Linked DNA regions of Mus musculus: regions 2, 3 and 4 are each linked to region 1. A link is a loop called in an ENCODE intact Hi-C map of the cell type or tissue named here. Cell type or tissue: left cerebral cortex. All regions are shown on one strand. Links, peaks and the distances in the headings refer to the core of each region. The heading gives the core; the rest is flanking DNA. Region 1 overlaps Grhl1 (grainyhead like transcription factor 1). Region 2 overlaps Taf1b (TATA-box binding protein associated factor, RNA polymerase I, B). Region 3 has its middle 28 kb from the start of Taf1b. Region 4 overlaps Taf1b (TATA-box binding protein associated factor, RNA polymerase I, B).

What was found. Peaks named below come from ENCODE experiments on the same cell type or tissue, not always from the same donor. Only the 100,000 strongest peaks of a DNase experiment are listed, where the experiment ranks them.
Region 2: it touches region 1 in a loop (2.4-fold over the local background); 5 of 42 quality-filtered maps call a loop at or near these places.
Region 3: a loop joins it to region 1, with 3 times the contacts of the local background. A loop is called at or near these places in 34 of 42 quality-filtered maps.
Region 4: it touches region 1 in a loop (2.1-fold over the local background); 3 of 42 quality-filtered maps call a loop at or near these places.

Annotation. Positions count from the first base shown.
Region 1 is chr12:24,592,605-24,600,793 of GRCm38, forward strand. All of the region lies in intron 8 of Grhl1 (grainyhead like transcription factor 1), which reads left to right. Among named protein-coding and RNA genes, the nearest start is that of Grhl1, 24 kb to the left of the region's middle. In left cerebral cortex, for the core only: no CTCF peak of the experiment used is centred there; a DNase peak (open chromatin) is centred at 4,059.
Region 2 is chr12:24,516,906-24,525,094 of GRCm38, forward strand. It overlaps Taf1b (TATA-box binding protein associated factor, RNA polymerase I, B), which reads left to right. Exons shown (of 15, transcript NM_020614.2): 7 at 1-104; 8 at 6,197-6,296. Among named protein-coding and RNA genes, the nearest start is that of Taf1b, 22 kb to the left of the region's middle. In left cerebral cortex, for the core only: no CTCF peak of the experiment used is centred there; a DNase peak (open chromatin) is centred at 4,317; H3K27ac peaks cover 603 bases.
Region 3 is chr12:24,466,553-24,474,741 of GRCm38, forward strand. No RefSeq gene overlaps it. Among named protein-coding and RNA genes, the nearest start is that of Taf1b, 28 kb to the right of the region's middle. In left cerebral cortex, for the core only: a CTCF peak has its summit at 4,590 (motif pointing right); a DNase peak (open chromatin) is centred at 4,567.
Region 4 is chr12:24,533,578-24,541,766 of GRCm38, forward strand. All of the region lies in intron 8 of Taf1b (TATA-box binding protein associated factor, RNA polymerase I, B), which reads left to right. Among named protein-coding and RNA genes, the nearest start is that of Grhl1, 35 kb to the right of the region's middle. In left cerebral cortex, for the core only: no CTCF peak of the experiment used is centred there; DNase peaks (open chromatin) are centred at 3,885 and 4,548; H3K27ac peaks cover 1,597 bases.

The DNA.
Region 1 (8,189 bases), core at 3,005-5,504:
TTCCTTCCTGAAAATCCCATCTGTGGCTTGCTCTGTCTTTCAGTTGGCTTTGCCATGCCTGTTTAGTTTTGTTTTTTAGGTTTGTTTTGTTTTGTTTTGTTTTTTTGTTTTGTTTTTTGTATCTTTGCTACTTTTAAAACAGAGCAGAACAGCTGTGGCTCTGGCCTGCTGTGGAGTAGATATTTGGAGGCGGTGTGAGGCCTTAGAGTCAGGGGTTCTTATAAATGGAAGCCACAGGTCTCCCCAGCCTTTTGTTAAGCAGATGAGGACTTGACCCCTCTGTTAGTCCACAGACTTCGCCTTCAGCCCTTCTCGTGCTTCCAGAACTTTTGGTTGGCAGTCAACTTGCTGCTGAGTCTCCTTTGTGACCCATGTGCTCTCTCACCTGTCCTGTTCTGTACCGTGGGATGGAATGTGGTCTGTGTTTGTCTTTAGTCACGCCCCCATCCAATTCTGCATAGTTCTGAGCACACATTCTGCTTCTTTGGGACAGCAAGTGCCAAATCACTGCATCTGCCAAGTGTCCTTAGGTTCACCAAGTCTGGGCCGTGGAGCACAACAGAGGGAAGGGGAGCAGGTAGGTCCCTCCAAGGGTTTTCTCCTCCGTGCCTCCCTTTTATCTCGGTGACTTTTCCCCTGGCTCTCTGCATGGCACAGAAACCGAGACGCTGTGTGGGCGGTGTGGGAAGCGGCTGTGGCAACAGCGTGCTGACTCGAGCTTGTTTCCCCTTCAGGGAACGCCCCTCCTGGCCGTGGGAAGCCTGCGAGTCAGTACTTTTTCTCCTCCCACGTCCCTGCCCGCCCCACCCCTTCCTGCCGGGTCGGCTCTTTTCTTTTGATGGTCATTTGATAGTCTGAGAAGTTACCAAAATGCTCAGCTGCGCCCTTCAAGCCCTTGGAGCAGTTGGCAGTTCCTGGTGACAGTGTTCTTGTAGTTGTAGTGTCTTTAGGACAGCATAGTCACCTCCCACCAGAGCAGGGAGCAAGTGTGACGCACCTAGATTATCTGGAGCATCAGAAATGGAACTAAATGCTGCCGAGTGGGTGACTCAGTCTCGATACTGTCTCGGCTCCATACACTCATTAACTGCACGTGAAGTGGGGTGCCAGGGAGAGGAGGTGCACGGGGTGGGGGTGGGGGGACAGGGCAGGTTTATTTGTTTGTTCTGGTGGAGGTTGGGGGAGGGCTGTGTAAAGCCCAATAAATGATCCCTACTAATTAGACATTTGGCCAAGAACTGGATCTTGATTTACAGTTTAAAATCTTACACTATCAGCTTCAATTCAGGTACTTAGCCTCTTTGACATATACTAGGAAAAAAAAAATGGTGATTTTACTCTGTCTAGTTAGTGCTATTGGAAATGAGGGGGAAATATTACCAACGTTTTCATTTCATCTGTTGGACAATTTCTCCCCATGAAGAGCTACTTAGAAAGACCTTTGTACTGATTTGGGTGATTAAACTTGAATTTATCCTATAGTTTCTACTTTCCTTTTAGAAGATAGATTACATTCTAGAAAGTAGCTTATAGATATTATCTGTATTTGACTAAGTTGAATTTTGATACATAAAAATAAAAACAAAGGAGAGTCCCAGAGGCCACTGGGATTGTATCCAAGATGGCTGTCTCTGTGTCTCCTGGAGCCATGTGGCCATCAGCTAAGTCCTGCAGCTCGTTTGCAACAAGTAGGAATTTGGCACAGACAATCTGCTTGGTTTGAAACTGGGAGACCTTTAATTCATGCCTCATGATCAAGGTGACCTTCGGCTCCATCTTCTGTGTAGGTGTCTGTTTCCCCTTACCCTCCCACGTCTCCAGGTTTACACAGGTGGCTCTCCATGAGGGGCTAGGAATGGTCTGGCTCTGGAGTCCTGGGAGCTGGGCCCTAATAGGGCTTTGCCATCTCTGTCTCTAGTGAGATTATGAGAGCCAGGCACCATGGGTAGTGTGTGGCATCCATGGGAAGGGAGACATTGAGGATCAGTGCATATGGAGAATGTCAGGCTGCTTCAGTTACCATGGTAACCTTACCTAAGCATCTTCCCCAGTTGTACCCCTTACTTATCTCTGTCCTTTCCCCTCCATTGGAGTCTTTCTTGTGATGTGTATCAGGCAGTCAGAGCTTTTTAAGTGCATCTTTATGCATAGGTAACAAGTAAGCCAGGGGCTCTCAGCTCTGAAACCAAGCCTTTCCCCCAAGTCAGGCAGAGTGTAAGGGCAGAGCGCCATTGGTTTACCCCTGAACTTCCCTAGACAGGTATGACTCGTTTCTAATGTCCTTCCAGGGAATTCTACACACATTGTCAATGCTTTGCTACTAAGGCAGAAGAACTGGCTTGAGAGGCCCTATCGCAAAAAGCTCACTTCCCTAACTGTATGGTCAGTTGGCCAGTCACTCAGCTGTGCAGCTCCGGGAGGGGACAGACATACCGGATCAGGCAGCCTGGCTTGAAGCAATGGCATTCTCCAGACTATGGATCATCAGCAAAGCCAAAACCGTGTTCTTGGGTCTGGCATCAGCAAGGCCAAGCACCATGTTCTTAGGAGTTCCAAGGAAGATGCGTTTTCAGCCAGTGATTCATTGGCTGCTGAATATTCCAGCAAAGCGTATTTGAATTGGACTTTACCTTTCTGAGTACCTGTTGTGAGTTTAGGTGGGAAGGAGACAACTGAGCCTAGTCTGAAGAGGGAGCTAACATGGGGGCCCAGCAGGCATAGGGGATGGAGAAACAATGGTGGACTTGTCTTCTGCAACTTCAAGATCACATTGGAGATGGGGAGAGCTGTATTCCTTAGCCTGTCTGTAATTGCACTGTGGTGGGGTATGGGGTAACCTGTCCTAAATTAGTCTTAGGGTTTCTATCGTGGGGCTGAAACACCATGGCCAAAAGCAAGCTGAGGAGGAAAGGGTTTATCTGACTCATACTTCCACACTGTAGTCCATCACTGAAGGAAGTCAGGACAGGAACTCAAGCAGGGCGAGAACCTGGAGGCAGAAGCTGATGCAGAGGCCATGGAAGGGTGCTGCTTACTGTCTTGTATCCAGTGGCTTGCTCAGCCTACTTTCTTATAGGATCCAGGACCACAAGCCTAGGAAGATTCCCTACCCATAATGAGCCGGGCCCTCCCCCGTCAATCACTAATTTAAAAAATGCCTTTCAGCCTTATGTGGAGGCATTTTCTCAGTTGAGGTTCCCTTCTTTCAGGTAACTCTGGCTTATACCAGGTTGACATAAAACTAGCCAGCACAATTATTAAGAAAAGTCCAGAGCTGAAAAGATGGTATACTTGGTGACCTAGTTCAAGTTCTGTTGCTGTTGAGAAACATTATGACCAAAAGCAAAGTGGGGAAGAAAGGGTTTATTTCATCTATAGGTTACAGTCTACCATCGAGAGAAACCATGGTAGGAACCGAAGCAGAGCCCATAGAGGAACAGTGGTTACTGGCTTATTCCTCTGGTTTGTTCAGCTACCTGCCTAGGGATGATGCCACCCACTGTGGGCTGGGCCCTCCTGCATCAGCTAGTCGTTAAGAAAATGGCCTCCAACTTGCTCACAAGCCTTGCTGGAGGCCATTCCTCAGGTGAGGTTCACCCTCCCCACGTAGTTTAGGTTGGTATCAAATTGACAAAAACTGACCAGCACAGTGGGTATAGCATTTGCTCTGCAAGTGTGAGGGCCTGTGTTCCATCCTCAGAGCCCAGGTAAGAGATGTATGCCATCAGACCTTGCAGAGAGACAAGCTCTTCCCAGGATGAGGTTCAAGTGGCCTGGGAGAGTCACTGTGCTGCCTCTGGCCCCACATCACTGGCGGCCTCTGTCCTCCCCTTCCACATAACACACCTGGTGTCTTCTGACACGTACCAGGTCTGGACACCAGGCTTGCTCTCACAGTCCTTCTGACCTGGACTAGTCAGACACTTACAAACTTAATTCTTCATCTCTTCTACTTTGTTCCTGGGCAGTCATTTCTGACTGAGTGTTCTGCCTCCTTGTGTCTCTTCTGTTCCCCTTCCTTTGAGGATAGACATGGGAGGAGCAGCCAGCCCTGCGAACAGTGTCATGAGGCTCACAAGATGCTTCTGGGAGAATCCTTATACAGCAGTTCAGGATATAAAGAGGACACACATGAAACCCTCAGCTAACATACATCCCTTGCTTTCAAGCTGCATTTTACAACCAATTGAAATCTTTCTGAAATATTCTGAGTGCATGAATTCTCGGCCAGGAATGAGGAACTGTCCTAGAAAAAAATGGCCTGGATGTTTAAAAAGAATCTTGCAGAACATCTTTGGCCTGTTTGGTAGTTGATTTTTGTGGTTAGGTTTCTTTTTTCTCTTATAACTATTTTGGGTGGGAACTTTAGTTGCAATCTTTTGTGATTAATGTTTTGATTAGTTGAATAACATCATACTTTTTCCTCAGGAGAAGTCGCAAGGAAGTGTAGAAACAGAAAAGTTAGCATCGCAGGTTCCTTCCATAGCAGAGACATCCCCACCTCAGTACGCAGAGACATCCCCCACCCCAACACTCTGCTGAAGGGAACGTGTTAGTCAGTCTGTTTGAAGAACTTAGCAGTAGCAGAACTGGAAGTGGTACGTGCGTGCATGAGTGTGTGTGTGTGCTTGCTCGCGCTCAGGTGCATCCACTCTTGTTTTGTGGAGGAGACACTGGGTGTGTAGCTATCCATCTCACTCTTTATCCCTCTGATGGCTTCTGTAAGAGACTTTGGTGATCATATCAACAGAGGGAATTTGTCTGCCTCAGAAGAACTCTTGGATGCAGCTTATTTTATACAGATTTGGTTGCCTTGGTCTCACTCAGCATGTGGACTCGATCGCTTTCTAAATTCCTTTATGTGTATGGCTGTCTTGCCACTTCCTTAAGCGTAGAGACAGCTAGGGTTGATCTTTTCCTTCAGTTCTCCCTCAGCCCTTTGAGTATAGCTAGACTGACAGAGAGTTGGCGTGGCTCCACGACTCTGCGATACCTCTCAAGCCCAGACTGGATAGCTTATTGAAAGTGGAAATGTTGACCTATGAAAGCACACACTCTATGTCTTCTCTTTTATTAAAAACATATGCAAGGGCTGGGACTGTAGCTCAATGGTAAAACCCTTCACTCTTGTGCAGAAGGCTCTGGGTTGAATCCCCAAATAAGTGAAAAAACAAAAACCCCAAACCAACATATTTTGCCTGGGCAGTGGTGTTGCACACCTCTAATGCCAGCACTTGGGAGGCAGATGCATCTCTGAGATGGAAACCAACCTGATCTACAGAGTGAGTTCCGGGACAGCCAAGGCTACACAGAAAGTCCCTATCTAAACAAACAACAGATCAAAACAAAAACAAACTACTTACGTCTCCCAGAGGTGACTGAGGTGTGATCTCAAAAGGTCACGTACCATACAGCAGAGTCGCAACTAGAGCACGTGGGGTTCACACCGAGCTGTTAATCCTGAGAAAATTTCTTAACAACTTTGAGTACCTGAGGACGGATATGACCTCATGGAATAGCAGGATCTGTGGATAGTGGATATTCCTACTTCATAGGTCAGTGCCTGTGCAAAATGCTTTTTCAATTAAAAATTCATGCAAGAGGGGCTGAACTCTTCACGGGAGAAACCCCGTGTTAAGACAGGTTTTATAATCTTCAAGCTTTGAAGCTGAAGGAGACCTTTGGTGCACTGAAGCGTGCTGGCATGTAGGAGACCAGTCCCTTTACAGGGTAGCATCATCCTGGTTGGGCATGTGAGCACCAACTGGAACACCTGAAGATGGTTTTGGTGTCTGAACCACCCAAGCTGAGGTGTCCCAAATCCCCAGCCACATGGCCTGTCACTGTGGGTTTGGGGACATGAGCGGTCCGACATGGCTGTGGCGTAAAGCAGTGTTGGAGAGAGAGGCTCCCAGGGCTTTTGTGGACAGTGGGGAGGAGGAAGGAGGCAAGAGTGCTCTGTCTAGCAAGTCCCCAGGCCACGTTGAATGAGGTTACATCCTTTAAAGGAACAGTATTTATAGGAAGTAGACTGGTAAATGTATGTATGTTTATGTATTTCTGTGTGTGTGTGTGTGTGTGTGTGTGTGTGTGTGTGTTTATGTGTACATGTGTGCTCATGTGTGTGGAAGCCAGAGGTTGATACTGGGCTTCGCCCTCTATCACTTTCCACCATAAATCTTGACACAGTCTCTCCCTGAATCTGGAGCTCACCAACTCTCATCTCGGTTGGTAAGGATGGGCAAACTCCAAGTATCCCCTTGGCTCTGCGTCCTCAGCACTGGGCTTACAGTCCACGATGTCACGCCCAGGTTTTAGTTGTGAACCAAATTCAGGTTTTCCTGAGTGCTGCTAGGCTGGTACCTGAATTACTCAAATCATTTTATCTGCAGTAATGGCAGTAAGGTTTGGGGCTCACCCTCCTCATCCACTGTGGACAGAGACTATCACAGGGGGCAAGAGCTCTTCTGCCTTGGCTGGTCATGTGACAGCAGGGTCCCAGGTTACAGTGCTAGTTACTGGGCAGAGCTGTGGAACACTTGGTTGCTTTGATTTTCGGATCAAATCTGCCTCTGTCGAGCACCTTACCCTGCCCAGAAGAAAGGAGAGGGTAGGGGAGAAGCTGCCCTTCTTGCTAGCCTTTGGTGAATGCCTAAACTAGCATGGGTACCACTTGGCTTAGCCCAGGATGCCCATGACGGTCCAGTGTATTCTTCCACGATGCTACTGCGTGAGCTGTCGTAAGAGCCATGCTGCTTTCTTGGAGGTCTTTGCTGTCCTTCACACCGTGTGCATCTGTTCCCTTGGCCCCACTCACTGGTGTGTCTGTGTCCATCTGATGGAGGAGGCCCAGTTAGGAGGAGTCAGCCTTCCTGATAACTTCTGAAGCCTTCTAAGTTGGGAAGCCCTTTCATAATGAGAAAGCAGATGCTTCCGAATGAGGCATGGAGCGAGGGTGTGAGGCAGCACTCCCCTCAGGCGCTGCACTCAGGCTGATCCTGGCATCTGCTCCTGCTTTGAGCCCGACTTGAAGCGGGGGATCAAGGGGAGGGCAGATTTGGGTTGGATTACTGTGAAATCCTCTTGCCAGGGGAATGGCTCTTTGGGTCAGAGACTTCCTGGAATTGGTGAGCTAGAGTGTACTTTCCCAGGCAGCCATTTTTGAGTTGGGAATTGTGCCACGTGGCCCAGAATGACAGAGGCTTAGATTTTCCATCTGACCGGAAGGTAAAATGTACAGTGGTTTAGTAAATGACTTCTAATGCTTACAAAGTTCTTTTAAAACTTGTTTTCTTATTAGTTTTATTTTTCCCCTTTCAGAGTTCTCTGTCTCTCGTGTGTGTGTGTGTGTGTGTGTGTGTGTGTGTGTATGTCACAGCATGTTTGTGGAGGTCAGAGGTCTCACCTTTCACTGTGTGACCCAGGTCACCAAGCCTAGTGAGGCCCTCTCTTCACCTGACGAACCATCTCAATGGCCCCTGTTCTATAGACTGTCTGCTGTCTCTCACGTGCATATTTTCAGATTAATATAAAACATTCTTTTAAATATGTACAAGAAGGCATCAAGTCAAAGCACAGATCTTTCTGCAAAGCAGTTCAGAAATCCCGTGAGCCACTTCCTGCTTGCGTATCTAGACTTAAGTCTTTTTTTAAAAAAAAATGAAAGCAGGGGCCGGGAAAGTGACTCAGTCAGTAAATGCTTGCCTTGCAAGAACGAGTACCTGAGTTTGGCCTCCTGCACCCATGGAAAAAGCTGGGTGTGGTTGTGTGCCTTTGTCATCCCAGTGCTGGGGAAGCAGAAACGAGAGGTGCCTGGCCTTCCCTGGCCATCCTGTCTAGCCTAATTGCTGAGCTTCAGGCCGATGGAAGTCCTGTCTGAAAGGTACTCGATGGTATTTCAAAGGATAACACCTGAGATGTACACACACACACACACACACACACACACACACACAGGCGCGCGCGCGCGTTAAAAAATAATTATTTATTTATGTTATGTATATGAGTACACTGTCTTCAGACATACCAGAAGAGGTCATTGGATCCCGTTGTGAGCCACCATGTGGTTGCTGGGAATTGAACTCAGGACCTCTGGAAGAGCAGTGAGTGTTCTTAACCACTGAGCCATCTCTCCAGCCCTCTTTTTTTTTTTTTAAAGTCAAGTAATTTTGTTTATTTACTGGAAATGA
Region 2 (8,189 bases), core at 3,003-5,502, 76 kb before region 1:
AAGGAGAAGGGGCTTGTGAAGATGACGGTGCCCAGGACACTTGCTCTCTGCTCTCTCTCCTTGCTCTGGCAGAGGGAAACAATTACAGTTTCAGACCTTTTGAGGTAAGCTGAACTTACTTCCTGATTGTTTTTTCCTGATTATCTGTGTGAATTTAGGAACATCCTTTGGATATTTTTAATTTTATAAGAAAGCCTAAAATGAGGAAAGGCCTGGAAAACTTAGGTAGTACATGGGCTGCTTTCTCATTATTCTGACTACGAACCTGACAAACCAACTAACTTAAAAGAAGAAAGATTTGCGTTGGGTTGTGGTTTAAGGGGATTCAGACCACCATGTCGGTGGTGGTGGTCGTCGTGGTCGTCGTGGTCGTCTTGCTCACATCAGACCAGGAAGGAGAGGAAAGGGCTGCTGCTGCTTTATATTAGTTCCTCTTTTATATTCAGTCTAGGACTCAGCCTATAGGTTAGAGTCATCTGTATTCAGGGTGGATCTTACCATAGTTAAACCTCTCTGGAAACATTTCTCTAGACATGCCTGAGGTGTATGTCTCTTAGGTGATAACAAATCCAGTCAAACTGACAATGATGAGAAATTGTTGCATGTAGCTTGGGTTCTAATTCTTAAAGTTAGTTCTCCTTAAGTCTAATAATTTGAGTTTTTACTAATAGAGTGGAAATTATACTGTTTATCTCACATGAAATATTAGAAAGTTAATTATCTAACATGAATAAAATACTTTAAAGAGAAAAATGACATTAATATTCCTGTGTCGACATCTTAAATATATATCTAAGAAAAGTTGAACAGGGAATCTTTTTACTAACAAAATGGCCATTAGTGGTTATATAAAACCATTCATTGCTGCTGTAAAGACTAAATTATAGGCAGCCTGTGTTTGTTAGGACAAGTTGATATCAAAACTATAGAAAGGCCCTGTTACACAGTAGTAGGTATTTACATATTTCAAAGTAGTCTACAGAATTTTAGACAAAAAGACTGGCCTAAGGAAGTAGACACTTGAGCTAAAGCCAGCTCCAATGGACAGGGTTTTATAACTAATGAGTTGAATGTGTAAGAATCAGTCAGTTACTAGGCAGACCAAAAAATGTTATTTTCCCTCTTCCTTTATGTGTGTTCTAAATAATAAATTGAATTTAATCAGTATATGGAGTACTTACAAGGACTCACGTTTGAAGCTAGACTTCTTTCTGGTTCTGCCAATTCATTTGCACAGCACATGACATTAAAGAAACCTGTAACTGTTTCGCTGTTTCTGCTTCCTTCCAGGTAAAATGGGTTTATAATAGTAATGGCCCCTTAGGGTTGTAACTGCTTGGGCCACCGGCACTGTGTGAGCACTTAGAGCAGTGAATGCAGCATCATTAGTGCTCTGGCGAGTCAGGATGTCGTCTCCATCCTCACCGCCACTGTTGTAGTCATTGGCACTTGTCCTTCTGTTAAATAGGCTGCCCCTAGTAAATGATGGTAGTGCCTTTGATTTTGCCGTATTAACCAAATAAGAAAGCTGTTCTCAGGTGTGAGCAGCTGCACATAGACCACTCGTGAATCAGCAAACTTTACTCAGTTGAACCTTGCCTTGCTTTGTGCCCTCACTAGATGACATCATCTTCTCCCAAGACTAATTATTATCTCTGTGCTGATGACTCCCCGCTCTATATCACCAGCCTAGGCTTGTCTGCTAAGGGCCAGACCCATATATTCATCTGTAGAGCTGCCCATGGTCATGACTACTTGATGCCTTTTATAGTCAAATTCATATGACTAAAAAGTGCCTCACCATCTGTCTCCTTGATCCTGCTCTCCTTCAGGGTCCTTAGCACATGCTATGGACCCTAGTGGTGTCAGAAAACCTAGAGCATCTTCTGGACTCTCCTCACTCTATATATACAGCCAGTCATTGCGTCCTAGCCCTTAACATTTCTAACACAACTCTGTAACCTGTTCTTCCCTCTGTGCCTCACCTCACCTCACCTCACCTCACCTCACCTCACCTCACCTCACCTGGATTGATTGATTGCTCACTGATCTCTCACTGTCTGCAGACTTGTCATTCCTTTCCATCTTCCTGCTGATAACCAGAGGGTCTTTCAAAAAGATCCCTAATCATGAGAACCTGATTGTGTCTTCAGAGCTGGGTCAAGGAGCCAGTCGTCCCAGGGCAGTCTGAGTGGGCAACAGAACTGTCCTAGAAATTTAACAAATGAGAGAAGTTCTTCTCAGGGAAAACACTGTGTGGGTGGAATAGACAGTCCCAGTCTTCAACCTCCCTTGCTCACCCTGCTCTTCCTCTGGCCCTCCTCTCCCACACAGGGAATTGTAAAATGCCTTCAAGGAGATTAGATCTAGCTAGCTGGAGGACTGTAACCCATCATGCTCCTTGGGTGTACAAACTGGGGACAGAGCTCAGTCACTTGGGTCAGGTAGTAGGAGAAGGGGCTGCTCTGTTTTTCCCCCAGAACGAGCTCCAAGTCAGATCCTCAACTAGTCTCCTCTTGACTAGCAGCCCCAGCATTGTCTGGGGACTGCAGAAATCAGACCTGGGCTAGGGCCTGTTGATCTCTGCTAAATTGCCCTCTGGGAGGCTCTCCATTGCAGTCTGAGCTGCTGCTAGAAGCTAAGGAACTTTGGTCTGCAGGGAGACATGGCTAGCTTGGCTGGAATATATGTCCGTCCATCCATTCATCCTTTCCTTTCTTTTCTATTCTTTTTTTTCTCTCTCTCTAAGATAGTGTTACTCTCCTCACTCTGGCTTCTTCTCAGAGATCTCCCTGACTCTGCCTCCAGCGCTGGGATTAAAGGTGTGTGATGCCTCACCTAGCCCTACGTATGTTATAGTTGATGGTAAATTGCTGTTTCCTCATTTATCTTCAGAGCAGCATCCATAGACTTTAGGATTAATTCTTCTTATCCTTTCACATTTACTTTAATGGACCCTCCCCTGCTAGCAGTAACAGCAGAAAGTAACAACAGCCAACATTTCTTGGACAAATATTTGTTGAGTAGCTGCTGTACTTGCATAATGTTCTAGAGTTTAGAGGCTTGAGATAACTTGGGAAGCATGCAAGTCAAGTGTCCACTTTCCTGAGGGGGGACAGGTGACTGTGAGTAAAGGAGAGAGTGATGAGCCACGCAAGTGCAGAGCAGAAGGCTGAATTAGGCTACTGGGGTGGAGCCTGACTGCACAGAAAGGGATCTGAGCTGCACTTGGAATGACAGAGCGGCCAACCCAACCTGTGAGTATCCCAGCATTCCAGGGAGAGTGGGGCATCGAAGCAGAAGTGGGCTCTGTGATCAAGGCACAGAAAACAAATAGTGGTCCTGGAGGAAGAGGCTGATGGGAGGGGAGGACTGAGAAGTGAGCAGGTTAGAGGTGAGTTTGTAAGCCATGCAAGGGGCAGGGCTTTTTCCCTTCAAAACTTCTTTAACACTTTGATATGTGTGCATAATAAACTTTAGTTGTTTTCACCTCCAGTCCTCTCATTCCCTTAACTTAGAAATACTGAGGTATAATTTACATATGATAGAAGTCTCAATCAGTAATATTATGAAGTTCCTTAGGGCTGAGATATGGCTCAGTAATTAGGGGCACTTCCTGCTCTTTAAGAGACTCTGAATTCAGTTCCCAGCAAGTCCATGGTATCTCAGAACTGCCTGTAAGTCCTGTTCCAAGGGATCAGCACTCTCTTCTAGACTCCATGAGCACTAGGCGCAGATGGATTATATATACAGATGTGCAGGCAAACGTATAAAATAAATCCTTAGAAAGATATATATAATTTGCACCAGGGGTGGTGGTGCAGACCTTTAATCCTCTGCACTTAGGAGACAGAGGCAGGCAGAAGTGCAAAATGTGTTCCAGGCCTGCCAGGGCAACACAGTGAGACTATCTCACATAACAAAACAAAACAAAACAGAAAGTAAAATGTGATTCAGTGGTTTTTCAGAATATCCACAAAAATATGCAACTGTCACTTTGATATTTTATCCCTCAAAAATGCTGTGAGCCCATTAGGACTTTGAGTTTTAAGTGCTATTGTAAGTGTCAGGGAGACTATAGCAGGAGCGACCATCTGACCCTAAAGGGTCACCCAGGCAGCTCTGTGGAGATGGTGTTTTGTGGAGGGAAGGGAGACAGGCAAGAGGCTTGGATGAAGCTGTGCTGAAATGGAAAGGATAAATGGGACAAGAAGGATCCACAGAGCACACAGCTCTAACATGTGGTGTTGCTTTAATGGTCTACAACCAAGAGCCAGCTTGTTAAATTCTAATTGTCTCAAATCAAAGCTTCCAAAAACTGCAGTAACATTGTGAGCATAGAGTGTTTCCAGGAGACGCTGCTGAAGTCTTTGTTGGGCAGGCGAGGGATGCTTTTTTCTTGTGCCAGTTCCTTTTCAGCAACTTCCTGGATTGATCCAGACAGGCTGCTGATAATGCCCACTAAAGGCAGTAGTGTGTTAGAATTTTGAATGAGCTGCCATCCATTGTTGAGGCGAAAGGTTTTCTAAAAGAAATTTCAAATTTGAAAGTAAGCAGACTTTGAGAAATGGTTGGCACAGTGCTGTAAACTATGGCATGGTTAAAGCTCTACATACCTCAAGACCTGCTCTGGGTGCATCTCTGTGTCCCCAGACTCAGGTCTCTTTCTTACGTCTGCTTCAGCAGCACTGAATGAGCCTCTCAGGCAGCCCATGTGGGCATGATCCTAATGTCCTGTCTGCCTGAATTGATAGGGTGCGGGTGGGCCAACTCTCCCTCTCTTGCTAATTTCTCACTTCAAGCACTAGGCCTGCTTCGAGCATGTATTCTCACATTTATTTTAAATACATATAATATGTGTGTGTATATATCAAGGAATAAATAAATGATGCACATGTTAGCATTTGGAAGTCTAGATGTTTTGAATGATAGGTATATATGATATCATGTATATAATAATATTAAATCAATATATAGTTTACTATGCATAGATACTTTATGCAACCTAAAGCAATCAATGAAAACCCAGCTGGGAGAGGTTTTCATCTATTTTTACTTTGAATATTTAATTCTCAAGTTTCAATAGACTAAAAGTTAGAAGAATCACATTTTAATTTTGAAATTAAATTTAGGTCAGTGCTTCCTTTTCTAGGAAGCTGGTGACAGTGGAGGTCCAGGCGGTGCATTCTGGGTACTTACTCCCAACTGGCTTTTTCTTTCTTTTTCTTTTTCTTTTTCTTTTTCCTTTTCTTTTTCTTTTTCTTTTTCTTTTTCTTTTTCTTTTTCTCTTTCTTTTTTGTTTTGTTGTTGTTGTTTTGTTTTGTTTTTTCAAGACAGGGTTTCTCTTTGTAGCCCTGGCTGTCCTGGAACTCACTCTGTAGACCAGGCTGGCCTCAAACTCAGAAATCCGCCTGCCTCTGCCTCCCGAGTGCTGGGATTAAAGATGTGCTTATTTCTCTTGATACTTTGTTTAGGAATTTATGCAGGAGACCCTGTCCTACATTGTCTCTTTTATTTCTTTCTCTGCTTTGTTTTCTTAGCATACTGTAGTATATTGACTGGCTGCCCTCACCTTCTTCTAGCTAAAACACAAGATCTGTGGGAACAGGAATTTGACCTGTTTGCTTCACTGCGGCTTCCCCACTAGTGCTGATGGTGCCGTACCCTAACCTTTATTTAATTGTGAATGAGGTATAAATACATGTTTTAGTTCATTTTTAACATTTGGAGTTTTCTTCAGATTTAACATTTGACTCCAAATGTTTGACCTCTTATTGTGTAAAAAGCATTGGGATGAAAACCTTAATAGTTTGTTCATCAGCCAGCATGCACTGGGCTGGTCCTGAAGACAGAAGGGAGACGAGGAAACAGGGCCCAAAGAAGAGCTCCCTGAAGAAGGGATTCACCGGGTGAGCAGGAGCTAGGCATACATGGAAGGAAGGCTGTGGGGCCTGCTGGTGAGCTGGCAGATCTACACTCCTCAGACACAGTGCATTGATTAGAGTTAAGGTATCTGTAGACAGTCAGCTGTCTGGTCTTCTTCATGGGTGCTGGGGACAGTAGCCTTTAAAATATAGGGAGTAGAATTTACTGAGCTTATTCTTCCTTCCCTTGTGAAGGGGGTAGATTTTCAGAAAGAGTTTACTCAGAACAAGTGTACAGCTTTCATTGAGATGTTTTTTCTGAAAAAATGCAGGTTTGTTGAAGAGGATCATATTCCGTACATAAATGCTTTTAAGCTTTTTCCAGAAGAGATGAAAGTGTATGGTCGTGACAAAGGCATCTTTGCTATAGAGGTAGGTTATATTCTTTTGTGCATTGCAGTGACTAACATGTCAGCATTACAGTTGTTTCTATGTTCTCTGGTGCAGTATTTGATTCTGCAGTTTTCAAACATGTCTAAAATCTAGTTTCCCCTAGTTGTAATTTAATGATGGGTAGATGTATTCTTTTTTTTTAATTTGCTCATATGATGGTTCTGAAAGTTGTGGTTCTGTCCCTGCTTGCACACAGGATGGCCTTGTAGGAGAGAAGAAACTCATCACCTTGTGTCAGGAGGTGCTAGCTTAAGTTTTGTACTTACGTTAATTTCTCTCCTTTCTGAAACAGGGTCTCATTGTGTCACCCAAGCTGGCCTTGAACTCACCATCCCTCTGCCCCAGCATGCTAAGTGCTGAGATTACAGTCATGTACCATATGCCTGACTCCTTTCTCTTTCTCTAGATCTGTTCCTAGTGGAAATGCTTCTGTCCTTCAACTGTGTATCTGTATTAGAGTACTCAAAGGCTTCTCCTTGGTCTTCACTAGATGGTTGTAGATATACTAAATATTAATATTAAATATTTTCTTCCATTTCCCACTTAAGGAATTATTGTTCTAAGCTTTTGTGGCTTCTGTGGCAATGGCACTGTATCTACTTTAGAGATATCTGTGGAATACATGCCAGTGGTTTCTAGTAGTACTTGTGGCAACTTAATAAAGACAGTACTCTTTATACGATGTGAAATTAAGGCTAAATCATTGTAAGTTTTCTACAGCCTTATATAATGAGCAAATCACTAGACCTTGGCCTGGACTACATCTCCCACATCAGAAGTCTTCTGTGCCACGACAGCTTCTCAGTCGTCGTAGAAAAAGACAGCTAAAGAGGTTCCAGATCTTTCCTTTCAAAACCCACTATTGGACAGCAGAGTACAAAACTTCCAAGAACATGGGTCTTGAGTAAAATTGACCAAAGTGAGCAGTGCATTGAGAAATATTACTTATAAAAAACAAAAACATACAACAGTAACAGAAAACTCTGCAGAACTTTGGGTGCAAACAATGAGTGTGGAGCACTTTTACTTGAGGTTTCTCCTACCTGTCACCTGACCTTGATCCAGCTGGTAGGACGGTGCTACCAGAATGTGGCTGTGCCTATTAACTTCATTGCTGGAGAGAAGCAGGGGGCAAGTGAAATAGAAAATTCCATAGGGGATGTTCAGAGAAAGTCCACATCCTACTTACCTGAGACTGACTGCTGATGAATCAAGCAGATGAACCGTAGTTACTAAGCGGACAGCCCAGAATCTGAGCAAATGTCCTAATGATGTCACTGTGGGTAAGAGACATTGACATCAGTTAGAAAGTTGGATGTCTTATACCAAAAGTTAAATGCTATCACATCTACTTGTCTGTCTGTCGGTCAGTCAGTCATCCATCTATCTTTGTTGTTTTTCTTTTATTGTTCAATCTTTCAAAGGTAGGTGGATTCCCTTCTTTGGAAATAGAATTTAAGGCAAAAGAAATAAAAAAGATTAGGACCAAATAATTGTAAGAATTTTTTTCCCCTCAGTTAATCCTCTTAGAAAACACTTGCTTTGTTCTGCGGTAGGTAAGAGGCTGCCTGTGTAATCGTTGTTTGGTAGTACATAATGGGGAGGATCTTCCCCCGCTTTGGTCTCACATTTTAAAAATCATTTCCATTCAGATGCCCTGTGATGTAAAAGTTTGCTGGCCTGTCAGTGTGTTGACAACATACAGACAACATTTTGAAAAAGTCCCAGTATTTCACCTTTCTCTGAAATTAATCAGGGGAACTGATTGCAGTTCATTGCCAAATCAGGGTGTAGCAGGACTGTAGTGTTCCAACCCCTCTAACCCAGGGTTTTAGTTACCTGCAGTCAGCCACAGCACAAAAATATTAGATG
Region 3 (8,189 bases), core at 3,467-5,966, 130 kb before region 1:
TTAGGCTTAAGCAGTCATGTCACCTGTTGCTCCCCTCTCCCCTCCTTGTCACTTGCCAGACTGCCTTGAAAATTATGGACTTGCCAACCACTGTCAAGTGAGACAATTCGCTAAGATCATTCTGCCTCAGTCTCTGTCCCTCGTGAGAGCTCTTAGCCGGTCTCCAAATAGCTCTCAACAGCTTTGCTTAGCTTACCCTAAATTTTATCTGTTTGCCAAAAAGAAAAGAAAAAGAAGTAAACAAGGAAAAATGAAATTTTCTATTTTATTTTTAAAAAGACTTATTTTTATTGTTTTTAAAGTATAAGTAAGGGGTGTGTGTGTGTGTGTGTGTGTGTATGTGAATACAGCCTGCAGAGACCAGATTTGTTGGGTCCCCCGGAGCTGGAGGTACTGGTTGTTGTAAGTCACAATCAAAAAAGTAAGCAACCCTTTCTGTCCACATGTGAGGGTATGGGAGGGGGCATGATGCTCTTTCCTGCATTACCCTTATCCCGTACAAAGTCTGACCAAGCAGCTTGAAGAGCTGTGCTCCTGCTCTGGCTATGGGATAAACTCAGTCGCTTCCTCCACAGAGTCAAGGAATTGAAGATGCAATATGTCATATAGAGACTAACGTAATAGAGAATAATCCAAATACACAAATATGTTTACAACAGAGCTTGTGCCCTGCTAGCTCAGTCGGTAGAGCATGAGACTCTCAATCTCAGGGTTGTGGGTTTGAGCCCCACGTGAGCACCAGATGTTCCCTGTGCCCTGGACTGCTCACTGCCTGACCCTACCTGCCCTTGGGGGTTGGGGGTGAGGTGGTGCAGAGTCAATGACACAGATTCTGGGAGCAGGTGAGAAACACCGCAGCAAGCTCTCTGAACACTGCTGCAAGCTCCTTTAATACCCTCCACTCGTGCCCACATTGGTTCCCAAGAAAGCATCTCTTCTAAACAGCAGTTCCTGATTGGCTAGCATTGTCTACACCAGCAATCTGTCTCTCAGGCAGTCCTCAATTAGGTCCTCCTGCAGAAGATGCTTTTGTGGCTGTGCAGGCCCCAGCATTTACATAGAAGCAGCCCCTCCCTTGCTGCTACAGCTTAGGAACTGGAACTCGGCTCAGCCTCCTGATACCTTGTGAGCTCAGTTTGTCCCCCATTGTGGGGCGCATTGTTATCCTCTAAAGAAATGTGACTCTTGTGTGAAAGAGAAGGCCACCCAGATGTACCCTAATCCTATGGGGTGACTGTGCCCTCGTCAGGAGGAAATGACACATAAAGGGCAAAGCCACAGAAAGGATGACAGGACAGAGGTCAAAACCTGGAGTGATGAAGAGCTGGCCAAGGAACACCCAAAGACTGATGGCCACAGGAGCTGTGAGGGACGATGAAGGGTTCCATTCAACCACCAAGGGCCATGTCCCTTCTGACCCCTCAGTTGTGAACTCAGAACTATAAGGGGTAGTGCTGTTTAAACCCATCTCACCTGTGGCTCTTTGTTACAGAAGCCAGAGGAAACTACCATGTCCCCTGACTTAGGATGAGAAGCCTAGGGCTGGCTAGAGGGAGCATGGAGAAGCCCCGGGAGGCTTTTACTTCCCCACTCGGGCCTCAGTTCCTCTGAACTTGCACCTGGCCCATTCCTGGTGGATTAGGCACATGCCGGTTGACACCTTCCCTTGTTGTTCTCCTCCTAGTGTACTGTAATTAACAAGGACTCATGCCCAGCCATCACCCGAGGGTGCTGAACCTCAGACTGGCAGGCTCTACCCCCCTTACCTTGACACACTAGAGAGGGGACATGGGAGGGGGCACTGGCAAGAAGCTATGGGATCATATAGCTCCTGAGCTCGAAGGAACTTCCAGACTCAGATTCACACAACCCTCATCTGCTTCAGACAGCTGGGCCTGAAGCAAGAGGCATGGCGTGCATTCAGGAGCTGAGAGCAGCCCCAGGTGATTCTCCCATACTCTATTGTTACAGAGAGGGTCCGAACATAGCAGGAGACACATACCTCTAGCTGGCACACGCCAGTCATTGTAGCCTTGCTGAGCAGCCCATGATATTCTGGCTCTCCCTGTCAGGATGGTAGTGGAGGGAAGGGGCAGGAAGGTTTTCTGGAGAAAGTGGGCTTTAGGCTGCCTCGGGGAGGGTTGGTTTAACTAATAGAATATGTTTCTCGGCATCTGTCACTGTGATGGAATGCCATGACCAGTGTAATGTGGGGAGGTAAGGGTTCACTTGACTTGCACTTCCTCATCACCGTTCATCACCAAAGGAAGCCAGAAACTCAAAATGGCAGAATGCTGGAAGCAGGAGCTGATACAGAGGCTGCTTACTGGCTTGCTCCTCAGGGCTTGCTCAACCTGCTTTCTTATAGATCCAGGACCACCAATCCAGGGATGGCACCACCTACAATGGGCATGGCCCTCCCCCATCAATCACTAAGTAAGAGAGTGCTTTACAGTTGGAACTTATGGAGGCATTTTCTCAATTGAGGTTACCTCCTCTCAGATGATTTTAGCTGTGTCAAGTAAACTATTCAGCACGACATCTGTGTATAAACTCTCTCAGTCTGACTTAGAATGCCCAGCACGGCACCAAACTCAGTGCCAAGTCCTAGTGCCAAGCATCTCATCAAGAAGGGGAAGGCAAGGGAGCCCAGCCTGGGACTGAGAGTTAGGCTCAGAGACCAGGCAAAGGGTCTTGCCTAGTTACTAGGGTAGGAGGGGGTAGCAGGGACCTCCTTCAGTCATCTTGATGGAGACCCAAAGGTGTCTTGAAACAATGTGGAGCTCTAGAAGAGAAGCACACATCCCAAATACAGAGACAGCTCTACCATATCTCCTCCCCCACCAGACAGCAGGCAGGAGGGACAACAGAGTTTAGCAACAAATTTGTTGTACTGCTCTGTGCTCCTGACTCGCTTAATGGTTGGGCGCTCCTAAACCTTCCCCTGCTAGCAAACACTCCCCTCCCATACTCCTGAGTTAACATCTTTTAGAATCTAGATTTCATCTCTGCTACCCCAGGCCCAATTGGGGAAGTGGCCTGTAGCCACTTACTCTGATTCTCCCGTGTCGGTGGGCCTTTAGGTCTGATCTTCCTTCCTTCCCATCATGGCAATCTCTGCTTCCTTCTTCTCTCCCAGCTCCTAACCCTCACAAATCTCAAAGTTGGACACATAGATTTCCAATTGGGGGGTGGGAGGCAGATTAATTCAGAGCATTAGAACCAATCCCCAACATCAGAGCAGTGAGTGGTCCTGGCCATTATCCTAATGAGGAACTATGTGCAGGGAAGCTGCAGGTTTTTCTCCTGGAAGCAAAGATTGTCACTGTCTGGCCTGGCTCTCCCTTCCCAGGGATGCCTCCTTCCTGAGTGTTACCTATAAGGTTGCTTGGTACCTAGAAATAGCCAGGAATCCTGGTGAGAGCAATGGTAGGCCCCATTCTCCTGATATGACCGTCTTTCAGGAGCCACCAAGGCCTGGAAGATCCATTGAGCCTTGTGTAAAACTGGTGGGGTTGCCAATCAGGTCTTCAGCCTCTGCCTTCTGTCCTCTTGCCTTCCTCCTTCCAACCATCCAGAATTGGAAAGTCATGTGAAAGAAATCAAGGAAAAGGGCTGGTATATATTGGTTGCCTGTACCTGTGTGTGTGCGTGTACGTGTGTGTGTGTGTGTGTGTGTGTGTGTGTGTGTGTGTGTGTGTGTGTGTGTGTGTGTGTGTATGGATGTGTTCATGGATGTGTGCACACTCATGTGACTGTGTAAATGTATGTGCTTATGTAGGGGTGGGAGAGCATATGCATTTGTGTGTCTGTGTACATGGACATATGTGTTCATGTGTGCATGGAGACCAGAGGTCAATATTAAGTGTTTCTGTCAACCATGCTCCACCTTGTGTTTTGAGACAGGGTCTCTCATTGAACCCGGAGCTCATGGATTCACCTGGAGGAGCTGACCAGTGAACTTCAGAGATCTGCCCCTCTCTACCTCCCAGCCCCATGCTGGGATCACAGACAGCTCCTGGCCCTGGCTTTTATATAGGAGCTAGAGAGCCAGGCTCACACTGTGAGCACAGAAGGCACTTTTCCATCTCCTTAGGCCCAAGTGCCTTCCTTTCCAGAAGATTCTAGAAGCAATCCCAGCCTACTGGCTCACTCAGGCCAACACTCATTTTCAGCTGGTTCTCAGCAACCCAGTGCCTGACATGGTAGATCAGGTATATTCTCTGTGTCGTTACTGTAGTGACACACAGTATACTTATGTCCCTGTAACTGCTCAGTCAACACTTAGGTTGTCTCCCAAGGCCCTCCTTTGCCCACAGATTCTTAGAATGCCTCAGATGACCTGATACATCTTACATTGGGCCAACAGCTCCTGGTGCAGGATTCCCCCACCCCCACTTTCCCACCTACGCAGACCTTAATCCATTGAGTCCACACAATCCTTTCAAAGGGCTAAAAACTTCTCCTGGAAGAAGAGTATGGCACATCTATTGTCTCTTCTGGTAGGGGATACTCATCAGGAGTGGGCTGACTGTAGGTTAAAGCCAGGAGAGAGGCTGAGACCTTAGGCTCTTTCCATCGAGGTACCACTAGGTGGCACTCTCGACCCTCACTTAGGGCTAAACAACCAGACTGGGGGAGTCAGCTAGTTAAAAGGGGCATCCAGGTATTTCGGGAAGACAATCACTGAGCAGTGACCAGGAAACACCCCCAAAGCTGAGGGAGCCTTGTGTTTGACAGACACAGCACCTTGTCCCCCTGCTTTTGACCTTTAAAGCTCTGAGTATTAACATATTTCTCATTGGTCAGGATCAGTCTGAACTCAAGGGGCACGGTAGCTAAAACATCATCCCAGCACTTGGGATTCCAAGGCAGGAGGATAGCTACAAGTTTAAGGCCAACCAGAGCTACAGAGTGAGTTGCCTGCTCTCCTGGGCTAAATAGGAGAGTCTCATCCCTGTCCCTGCCTCCCTCTTGTCAGTTTGTTCATTCCAGTGCTAGTGTTCAGAAAGAGTCGCACGGTCTGTAGACAATGCTGGACAGATGGGCCTTGACTCAGTGAGTACAGGGCTTTATGACTCGCTGTGTGTCAAGGATGCCCTAGGGCTAGCCCCACCAGAAATGGGATGGGAAAGGAAAGAGGACTAAGAAAGACCAGCAAAGAAACTGTTACATCCTCCCTGGGGAGGGTATCCTGGCCCCAGCCACGATGAGGAAGTGAGGTGAGAGGGACAATTCCCAGCCACCAGGCCTATCACCCACTCCCTGAAGGGGGCCAGCCCATGACCTTCTGCTAGTGTCAGTACTTTCTGACCCATATCCTTCCTCGATGGCCACACAAGGGCCAGCCCTCCCCCAGTGGTGTCTGTACTTGCTTTGGTCTTAGGCCCTGTCATCTACTCAAAGTCTAACCTTCCTAGGTGCCATTTTACTGTTGATATTTCTATAAATTTTATTTCTTTCACACAAGAGTATAATGTTGGTATTACACTCTTATGTGTAACTCTGTACAGTTTATATCAAGTTTTATATTTATTCTTTTTCCAAGGATATGGTATCTTTGAAATATACACAGATGTATATTCAGTAATTGGGAAACTATAAACTTTCTGACTTAACCTTGGGGTTTGCAGCTCATGGATGGTATTTCTGAGATCATCAGCACACCAGCTCTGCCTTTTTAGAAAGACGTTGTTTTATCTGAGCATTTACTGTTGGTTTTATTTACAAGGTAAGTTCTCTCAGTCAAATTTTTGTTTGTTTTTGTTTGTTTTTCGACACAGGGTTTCTCTGTGCAGCCCTGGTTGTGCTGGAACTCACTTTGTAGACCAGGATGGACTGGAACTCAGAGACTGACCTGCCCGTGCCTCCTGAGTGCTGGGTTTAAAGGTATGTGTCACCAACATCCCCGGTTCCCTCAATCATCTTTTTCTTTCTTTCTTTTTTTAAAGATTTATTTATTTTATGTGGGAGAGTACACTGTAGCTGTACAGATGGTTGTGAACCTGAGAAGTTCTCCTTTTTATGAAGGCAGTTGGGCATGTGAACAACACCAGGTGACGGATACAGCAGGAACTTCAGTTGGTCAGTGGTAGCCACCTGAGGTTAGATTCTAGACTGTCTCCACTGTAGCAGGGACCAGCAGAAACTTTTCCTTTGATCTCAGGACACTATACACATCTGTGTTCTGGACAGTGGTCCTCTTTGGCCATCTGCTCTGTAGAAGCAACAGGAAGGGACAGAGCAAGTCAGGGGACTGGGATATTCAGAGCATTGACACAGTTCCCTCTGCTGCCCACAGAGGACTATCTCAATGGTGAAGACATCAGGACTAAAACTCTCTATGTCAAGGATCCAATGTTAAAGAAACCAGCAGCAACAAGCCCATTGTATCATGGTGATGGGGTTCTTTAATGTACTCTCTTTATGACCTGTAAGAGAAATCATTTTCTCCCATTCTTGCTGATGAATATCAACAGCAGGAAGAGATGGGGAATTTAACCATGCTACAGCGTTCTCTAAGGCTTGTCATCTAAGCGCAGTCCCTCAGAGGCCCACAATCTCTCCAGGATGTTCCCGTCATCTGCCAATCGCTTTCTGGTCTTCTTGTTCCCTTTTCCCCCTGATATCGGCCTGATTATTTGTTACATTCCTCTCAACTACCCTCCCCCACTCCTGCCGCCAAAAAAAAAATCACAGTCCTGCCTCGGTTTCCCAAGTGTTAAGATACCAGGCATGTATGTCCACACCTGTCCTGGCCAGACTTGGAAAAACAAATATTAAGACTTGGCAGTATCTACTAAAGGGAATGGATGCATACAGTCTGACTCAGTGATTCCACTCCTGGGTTTAAAGACAACTGCCAAGAGAGGGTGAAGACAATGCCAAGAGCAGCCACAGCTTCTCCACATGGGAGAATGGATAAACACTCTCACAGAATGGAATGCTCTGAGACAATGAAAGTAAACAAGCTACCAGGTTATATGACTTCCACAAACACGAAGGTGAATCACAGAGGCCAAGCACAAACCATTTACATAAAATTGTAGTTACATAAAATTTACAACCGGGTAAAATGAGTCTCTAAATGGCAGAAGCCAGGGTTCTGAGCCACCTTTGGAGAGGGTAAGCCTCTCTCTTTTTTTTTTTTTTCCATTTTTTATTAGGTATTTAGCTCATTTACATTTCCAATGCTATACCAAAAGTCCCCCATACCCACCCACCCCCAATCCCCTACCCACCCACTCCCCCTTTTTGGCCCTGGCATTCCCCTGTACTGGGGCATATAAAGTTTGTGTGTCCAATGGGCCTCTCTTTCCAGTGATGGCCGACTAGGCCATCTTTTGATACATATGCAGCTAGAGTCAAGAGCTCCGGGGTACTGGTTAGTTCATACTGGTTGTTCCACCTATAGGGTTGCAGATCCCTTTAGCTCCTTGGGTACTTTCTCTAGCTCCTCCATTGGGAGCCCTGTGATCCATCCATTAGCTGACTGTGAGCATCCACTTCTGTGTTTGCTAGGCCCCTGCATAGTCTCACAAGAGACAGCTACATCTGGGTCCTTTCGATAAAATCTTGCTAGTGTATGCAATGGTGTCAGCGTTTGGATGCTGATTATGGGGTGGATCCCTGGATATGGCAGTCTCTACATGGTCCATCCTTTCATCTCAGCTCCAAACTTTGTCTCTGTAACTCCTTCCATGGGTGTTTTGTTCCCACTTCTAAGGAGGGGCATAGTGTCCACACTTCAGTCTTCATTTTTCTTGAGTTTCATGTGTTTAGGAAAATGTATCTTATATCTTGGGTATCCTAGGTTTTGGGCTAATATCCACTTATCAGTGAGTACATATTGTGTGAGTTCCTTTGTGAGTGTGTTACCTCACTCAGGATGATGCCCTCCAGGCCCATCCATTTGGCTAGGAATTTCATAAATTCATTCTTTTTAATAGCTGAGTAGTACTCCATTGTGTAGATGTACCACATTTTCTGTATCCATTCCTCTGTTGAGGGGCATCTGGGTTCTTTCCAGCTTCTGGCTATTATAAATAAGGCTGCTATGAACATAGTGGAGCATGTGTCCTTCTTACCAGTTGGGGCATCTTCTGGATATATGCCCAGGAGAGGTATTGCTGGATCCTCCGGTAGTACTATGTCCAATTTTCTGAGGAACCGCCAGACTGATTTCCAGA
Region 4 (8,189 bases), core at 2,675-5,174, 59 kb before region 1:
CACAGAGCCAGCCTCAGCTGCTCTCCATGAGCCCCTCAATCTTGCATCTTTCATGCCTTCAAACCTAGTACCATAGGCGGGACAGTGGTGGTGCATGCCTTTGATCCCAGCACTTAGGAAGCAGAAGCAGGTGGGATCTCTAGTTTGAGGTCAGCCTGGTCTACATAATGAGTCCCAGAACAACCAGAACTGCACAGAAAAACCCTATCTCAAAAGGAAAAGAATGGAAGAAAAATCTAGTACTTCCTGGAACTGAAACTACAGATGATTGTGAGCTGCCGTGTGGGTGCTGGGATCTGCAAGAGCAGCCAGTGCTCTTCACCACAGAGCTGTCTCCAGTGCTGAGCCTTTTCCCTTAATACAGTTTCATTACATTTATTTATTTGGGGGTTGGTCAGAGGGCAAATTGCAAGAGTTAGTTCTCTCCTTTTCTCTTATTGAGAAAAGGGTCATGCTGAGCTTATCAGACTTGGTGGCAAGTTCCTTTGCCCTCTGACACATCTCTCTGGCCCTCTTGGAGAGCTTTTGAAAATAAGCAATCTTTTAGGAATGATTTAGATTTATAGGAAAAACCATAATCCTAAAAACAATCCAAAGAACACCCATTTTCTGACCTTTACTCAAATTCATCTTTGTTAACATTTTGTACTCTTTGGAAGTACTGGTTGTCTCTGTCTGCCTGTGTAGCCACATAATTCTACTTCTGTTTTTTGTTGTTGTTGTTGTTGCTGTTGTTGTTTTTTGGTTTTGGTTTTGGTTTTCGAAATAGGGTTTCTCTATGTAGCCCTGGCTATCCTGGAACTCACTCTGTAGACCAGGCTGGCCTCCAACTCAGAAATTCACCTGCCTCTGCCTCCCAAGTGCTGGGATTAAAGGGGTGCACCACCACGCCCGGCCTTATAATTCTACTTCTGACTCACTGAGGGAAGTTACAGCCATGGTTTCTTGCCCCTAAGTACTTAAGTACACTTTTCTTAAGACTAAGAATATTCTGTTCCATGCTGCAATTTGCTTACAAATTTTTATTCTCTTTAGAACTATGTCATATAGATGTGCCATAATTCAAGTAGTTTTCTGTTAATATATTAGCTTTTTGTTTGGGGAGAAAAAGCTAAAGAAGTCAGCTAGCTAAAAAAAAAAAAAAAAACAAAACAAAACAAAAAAAAAAAAACCTTAAACTAAAAGATATCTATACATCTGCAGCAGGAAAATTGATAAAGTATGTTAAGTTTGTATTGACTACATTAAACAAATGTAGGAATGAATAGACTGTAGCTACAAGGAACGTGTGTGAATCTAAGAAACATGATGAGTTTAGAAAGCAAGATTCTGGGAAGTCTGTAAAGGGATCCCATTTTGTTAGTATAAGTTATTGGTGGTTCAAACTCAGAATACTAGGAGACTGCCTCCAGCAGACAGAGGGCTTGGTAGGAAAGGTGCGCACTGGACACATCCCTAGTGATGATGTCCTAGTTCCTGAGCACACAGTAGGTTCTTGGGTGTTCACTTTTCTATCTTACGCCTAATGTGCTAATATATAAAATGTATTCTTCTGCATCTCTAAAGGTTTAAAGGCAGCTAGAGGATGCTAAGTGAAATTTCTAAAAGAGAAGACTCAATGGCAGTTTATGGTACAAGGCTGTTTCTATGTCTTACATCTCCAGCTGTGGGGCATAAATCCCATGTGAGTTGGGACTGTGTTTTGCTGACTCAGTCTCAAGAACTGTGTGCATAGACAGGCTCAGTTGTGTGGTTGATTAAATGATGAGAGATGGATATGAAACAAAGTATATTTAAACACTACTTTTGGGAGAGTTCAAATTGATTTGCTCAAGTTTTTGTTTTTCCACACAAACCAGAAATTTCTAGACTGCTTCTGATGTAATCATTGTGTGATATACCAGAAGTTAAACCATTAAATAGTATTATTTAGTTAAAAAAAAGAATTCCATTAAGTTTGGTTAGGAAATACCTTTGGGATATAGCCTCCATTTATAAGCTGGTGTATTTAACAGTAAGAATCCTGGGCGTGTCAGTATCATTGTGAGATAAATCATCTTATCAGGTAGTGTGTTCTCCTCACCAGCAGTGCTCAAAAAGGGCGTCTCTGGGGGGACATTTATATTGCTTTTGGGAGAGCCATACCTCCCTGCCAAATGAAACTGGTGATTTCATGTGGATTACCTGTGATTTAGTTTGATCCTGACCTACTACACCCTAGTACCCAGCATGCTCAGCCCAAGGTTCTCCTCCCTGCACTACCTAGGGAAGAGAGTAGAAACTTGCTTTGCACTTGATATCAGCAGGCATGAATCTGCTGCAAACAGTAGTCACTCAGCTCTTCCAGAGTCAGTCCCAAGAGGGTACCACCTGCTCTGCTGGACACCAGTTCTCAGTTTCTTATAGTATGAGGCTGTGACATTGGAATACAGGTCCAACAACAGTCAGCGCGGTCCAGAGGCTGTCCCCAAGTCACCAGCTTCTGCCATGGCAAGTCCTCCTTGGTCCTTAGCTCCTAATTTGAATTTGCTCACAGGGCTTAGATCTGCCTGTACAAATGTTTCTGAAAAGCTCTCGCCCACCCCTCCACCCCTCCCTGGGGTGGACCCAGGCTGTACTCCGTATATGTATCGCATTCGCCACCATGACCCGATGAACATAGGAAGTACCTTTTGTTACTACACAGTAAATGTGTAACCATTAAGATAATTCTAGCAGTATAAAATTGGCTGGTGAGCTCTTTTATGAATCATAATATATGTGCAATTCATTTTATCCTTTCTCTATAAAGAATACATTACAGTGCTTTGCCTTTTATTGTGATAATGTTACTCCTTGTCAGTTTTCTTGGGACAAAAGTCTTGTAATAAATTTATATTCACAGGTGCATCCAGAGCCCGCCAGCGTCTTCTTAGCTGAATTTTAGCTTCATAACAACAGTAGGCAGGGTGTGGCCTGCACCTCTTTAATAGCCGAGCAGGAAGTCAGCTCTGACGGGGTATTGTAATCTGCTTTATCACAGGAGCCTGATGTTGTGTAACAGAAACTCCAGCTTGTCCTCGCCTGTCCTAAAGCATTGCTTCATGAAGGGAAATAAACTCACTGGAATATTTGTGAAATTCAATTAAAATGCTTTCCCAAGCACTGTTTTAAAATGCATGCTGGAACAATTTATTATAGCCTTGTGGTCTTTTACAAAACATATTAATTGAGTGATTTCTTCAGTTGTAATTAAGTGGATCTGTGCTATTCTAGAAGTCCTGTGTCACATCTGTATAGGGTGGAGGAGTGGCCTTTATTTCTCCAGGAGAAGGGAGATCTGGCTGCTTTGGACTTAATGGACGGGCTGCTTTCCTTCCCCGTGTGCTCTGCCTTTGCTCACAAAAGTGCATTCACTCCACTAGAGTGTGTTGAAACTTTTCAATGGAAATGGCTTTTCACTAACAAAGGAAGCATTTTCTCCCCCTTCCCATGTCTTAGCTCTCCCCACAAAGTCTTGGCTTCTCCAGCAGCTGTACCTCCACCAGCAGTGACAAAAGGTGCGATTGTGCTCAGAGATGGCCATGAAGATAATGTCACTGGAGTTTGTGTGGGCTCCTGGGGACTGTTTTTCTTCTGTGTTTTGTTCTATTTTTGTTATTTCAGAAGGTTTAGCACGCCTTAAGAAAACCAAGAACACTCCCCCCCCCCAAAAGGCTTTAGAAATCCTTTTTAAATCTTTATCTGATGGGAACTGCTTCCTTCCATTAGATGTTCTATTAGCTCTGAGGGAGGAGCCTCTGCCAAGGAACAGTAGGTTTGAAGAAATCCACCTAGATGTAGGAATGAAGTGGGATCCTGAGAGTGGTGAGTGGGTTGCTTTCTTGCAGGCAGGCCAAGAGAGTTTCAGTGTCTGACTTGAGGGCAGCAGACAGTGTGCATATTAAGCTTCGTTACCTCCCTTCATCTTCTTTTCCAAGTTGTGACTCCAGCTCCAAGCTGGCAGCCTTCAAGCTGTGTCTATTTACTTAATTAACTTGAAGATAACTTGTCTACATCTTTCTTGGTTCGTTTTTCACTTAAAGTTCTGGGCAGTGGTGCTGATTCTGAAGCACCATTTGCTTCTAGCAAAAATCTTTCAGGTTTTCTGATAGTTAGGCTGAATACCTAATCTCCTTTGGAGCACTCTGTCCACCCGACAGTCAAGCTGTCAGTGGAACCAAATCATAGGACCTAGCCACACTGGTCTCCACTAGATACAGTTCAGCTGATGAATGGCCTACCTTTTGGGCCATGATTCTTTCGTATATTTATAAATAGACACTAATAGACTAATAGACAGCCATAGTCCTTCGCAGTCATTCTAAAGCTTCCTCTCAAGATTCAGCCATCTCGACATTGCTCACTAGACTCAGCAAGTGTGGATAAAGAAGCCACCAGAAAGTCCTTCTGAAATACAAACACACGGTCTGAATACTGATAAGCAGCATTCTTTCTTCCCTCCAAACAAGCAGAGAGAAAAGATGTAATGCCGGTTCAGCCAAACCCACTGAGTGGCACTCTGCCACAATGATTCATTTTGCCTTGGAGCGATCTTACACCCTTTGTGAAACTAGGTCTCTCTTGGTTGAGGGAAGAAAAAGACTCTCCAGAGCTGTCAGTCACTGCATAAGCACCACCAAATGAAGGACTTAGTGGATCAAGTGTAATACACTTCGAGTGTCCAAACCTTCCTCTAGATCTGTTCACCATGCCACTCAGTAAGTCACCTGTGTCCCTGGAGCATGCTTGTGCAATCTTGTTAGAGTAATAATCTGACAGCTTGAAGTTCACCTGGGGGAGATGAAGGTAAGTGTGGTGATTACAGGTGTGCTCAGCCCCTCGGTCCCACTCCTCCCTTGGGAATCACTACTGCTAGACAGCATAAGGAGCCAGGTGATGGCTTCTGTTCCTGGCCTCCCACATCTTAAAACATCACCGGTATGTGTGTGTGTTTCTCAAGCTTGGACAGTAAAACCAACTGAGGGTTTCTGCCATCCCAGAAGGAAAACAGAATGGGAAGCCACTGGGCTCTGCCTGTTACTTTTGCTTCCTCCTGCCACTGGCATATGTGCTCTCTAGGGATCCATGGAGACTCCACAAACCCATTAGAGCATCTCACACTTTAAGATGTATGAGATATGGCATACACCAGTTACTCAGAAGGATGAGGCAGAGGAATTTCGAGATCTGAGCCAGCCTGGGCTACATAACAAGTTTTGGGACAACTTGCATTATTTAGTGAGAGACACTGTCTCAAAAAAAAAAGATACAATAAGTTCTGGAGTCGTTGTTTAGCCCGTGTCTTCTCAGACCCAGACTGAATCAGAAAATCTGGCTATGAGATCTAAGCAGACGCCTCGGTAATGAGCATCTTGCTGGTGATTCTGGTAGAAGTGTTACTTTGCACAGAGCCTAGGAGTCTTATCTCTGCATTATTGTATTCCACACTGAGCCATATAGAGTTTGAGGTTAGTAGTTGAGAATCAGCAGGTAACCCAAGGGTCAGTGGGAAGCAAAATGCCTCTGCGCCTTACTAAACAAGAAAGCTCTGAGTGATGGGCCCCCGAAGCTTCTGCTGTGTCAGTCCATCCCATGATCTGCTCGTCAGTGAGAACACGCTGCACACACCGACACCTCGTTTGGGATCCTTCCCTTGGTTGTGTTGTGCAGGTGATCTCACCTGGGTGTTCTCGGGGATTATGTGCTGGCTATCTGAGCCTTAAATCTTGTGGCTATCAGAGGCTGCCTCCCCTCGATGGACTGAAGGCAGTAGGACCAAGGCAAAAGCGTTTCTCGGCCCTCTTCTAAACCACGCTATGGAGCAGTGCTGGCCCTCAAACAGGCTTACCCACTGTCAGTGGGGCTATGGGGTACCCTACTCAAGCTTTAGAGGTACTACCAAACCCTGTCTCGTTGATGCCTCCTGTGGAACAGGAACGAGGGTCAATGGTGACAAAAGTCTTTATCCCATCTGAGGCACTGAAGGAAAACACTTCGTCCTACTCTGGGCTCACTGAATAATAATCAGATGCACTGACCAGAGTCTGCAACTACTCTTCTGGTCTCATGGGAAGGAAGACCCATATCTTGGTGTCACATAGCTAGCAATTGGTTTCATGTCTCTACTGAAGTATGCTTCGACTGCTAACATAAGATCTGGGTAACTGTTGAGTGGTATACATTTTATACATGTTGGTTTTTTTAAATTGTCATTACTGTTATAATCTAAGCAAGAAGTATTGTTAGCAGATAGCATGTGAGAGAGGGAGATGACAGTTTCTCTGGGACACAGGAGAACTGTCCATTAGAAAAAAAACAAGCTGTTGGTGTGAAAGCCCAGTGTTACAAACTTGGGTGTGCCCACCATGGCTGAAAGAGAAGCCCTTCACATCTGAGTCATGACTTCTCATTTTGTGTGTGTGTGTGTGTGTGTGTGTGTGTGTGTGTGTGTGTGTGTGTGCAGTGTCTCACTGTAGCCCTGGCTGGAATGGAATTGTGTAGATGAGGTTGGCTCTGACCTCACAGAAATGGGCTTGTCTCTGCCTGCTGAGCATTGAGATTAAGTTTGTACACGTCACGCCTGACTTTTGTGGATTTGCTGCAGTTGTCTTCAGTATAGCATTCTGTATTGCTGAAATTTATGATTGCATACTAGTTTTATAATCAAACTTAAATGTTGCTGAAATATAGTTATAATTTAAATATATAGCAATGATGGAAGACTGTTTTTTTAAAAAATGGCATGACATCAAATATCCTTTAGTCATCTTTAAAAACATTTTGGGTAATTCATAAATTTAAAAGTTGGCTCTGTCTAAAAATAATATTACTCAAGAGTGCTAGCTCACACCTGTAATCCTAACACCTACCTTGGGAGGTAGAGGCAAGAGGATCACAAGTTTGAAGTCAGCCTGGGATACATAATGAAGGAAGGCCACCTTGAGCTGCAAAGCAAACCCAAAGGCCAAGGAAAATACTTAAATAGGAAATTTTAAAAGCAAAATCTAAAATGCCAGATTGAGATTAGATAAATTTTTTGTTGTTGTTGTTTTTGTTTTTGTTTTTCGAGACAGGGTTTCTCTGTATAGCCCTGGCTGTCCTGGAACTTACTCTGTAGACCAGTCTGGCCTCAGAAAATCAGAAATCCGCCTGCCTCTGCCTCCCAAGTGCTGGGATTAAAGGCGTGCGCCACCACCACCCAGCTAGATAAATTTAAAATCTGAATTTTAGTATAAATAAATAGCTTAACATTCTGTGTGTTTATTTTCTCCTCGGTTCATATTTGAAAAGATGGTGGCCAACTCATGGCCAGCTGTTGAGACTGACAGCTCAGCTCTCTGTGTGGCGGTTTTGAAAACATACTTAGTCCTACTAGCCTACCAAATTGCTGCTCATTAACAACCTGTTTGTCAGGAATTTGTCATCTATTAAATCACTTTTTTGAGTGAGGTGATTATTTTTCTAAGGGGACATGTACTGCTCTAGTGTTTGCTTGCATGTAAGAAGTATTCACGTATGTCTCCTCCTTGCCTTATTTAAAAGGATTAGGGCTGCCGTAAATCCTGTCAGCCATGCTAAAATTGTCTTAACTTCAAAGACACTCCAGGCTCTGCAGAGAGAAACAGAATTCAAAATGAATTATTATTTTTCTGAGGAAATAGTCACTTTCCTTCCAAAGATGAATGAGAATTTGTTTTCCTTTCTTTTTTCCTCTTTTAAATTGGCAAATTAGAATACAGTTAATAGTATTTTAGCATATAAGTAGAATTATTTTACCTGAACATTAAAAGGATTTTAAAAGAACACATTGCCACTTGGAATTGACAGTAGTACCCTTTGTATTCCCCAGCTGTGGATTAATTATATGTTGATAACACATTAAATGATAATCATGTTAAAATAAATACAATACAAAGACTGTAGCTTCATGAGAAGCACACTCAGCATAGGCATGCAGTATAGAAATGAGCGCATAGCCGCGCCCTGCACCCTGACTCCCGAGCCCTTGTAAGGAAGCACCCACCCTCTCCATCTGGGGGAGAGCTGAATTTAACAACACGAAATTTCATAAAGAAATCCTAATTCCCTCAGTTGGCTCCTGGGCGCGCTCACACATTTAGAAGGTGTGAAAGGTACAGGCTGTCTGACAACTCCGAGGCACTGTGAGC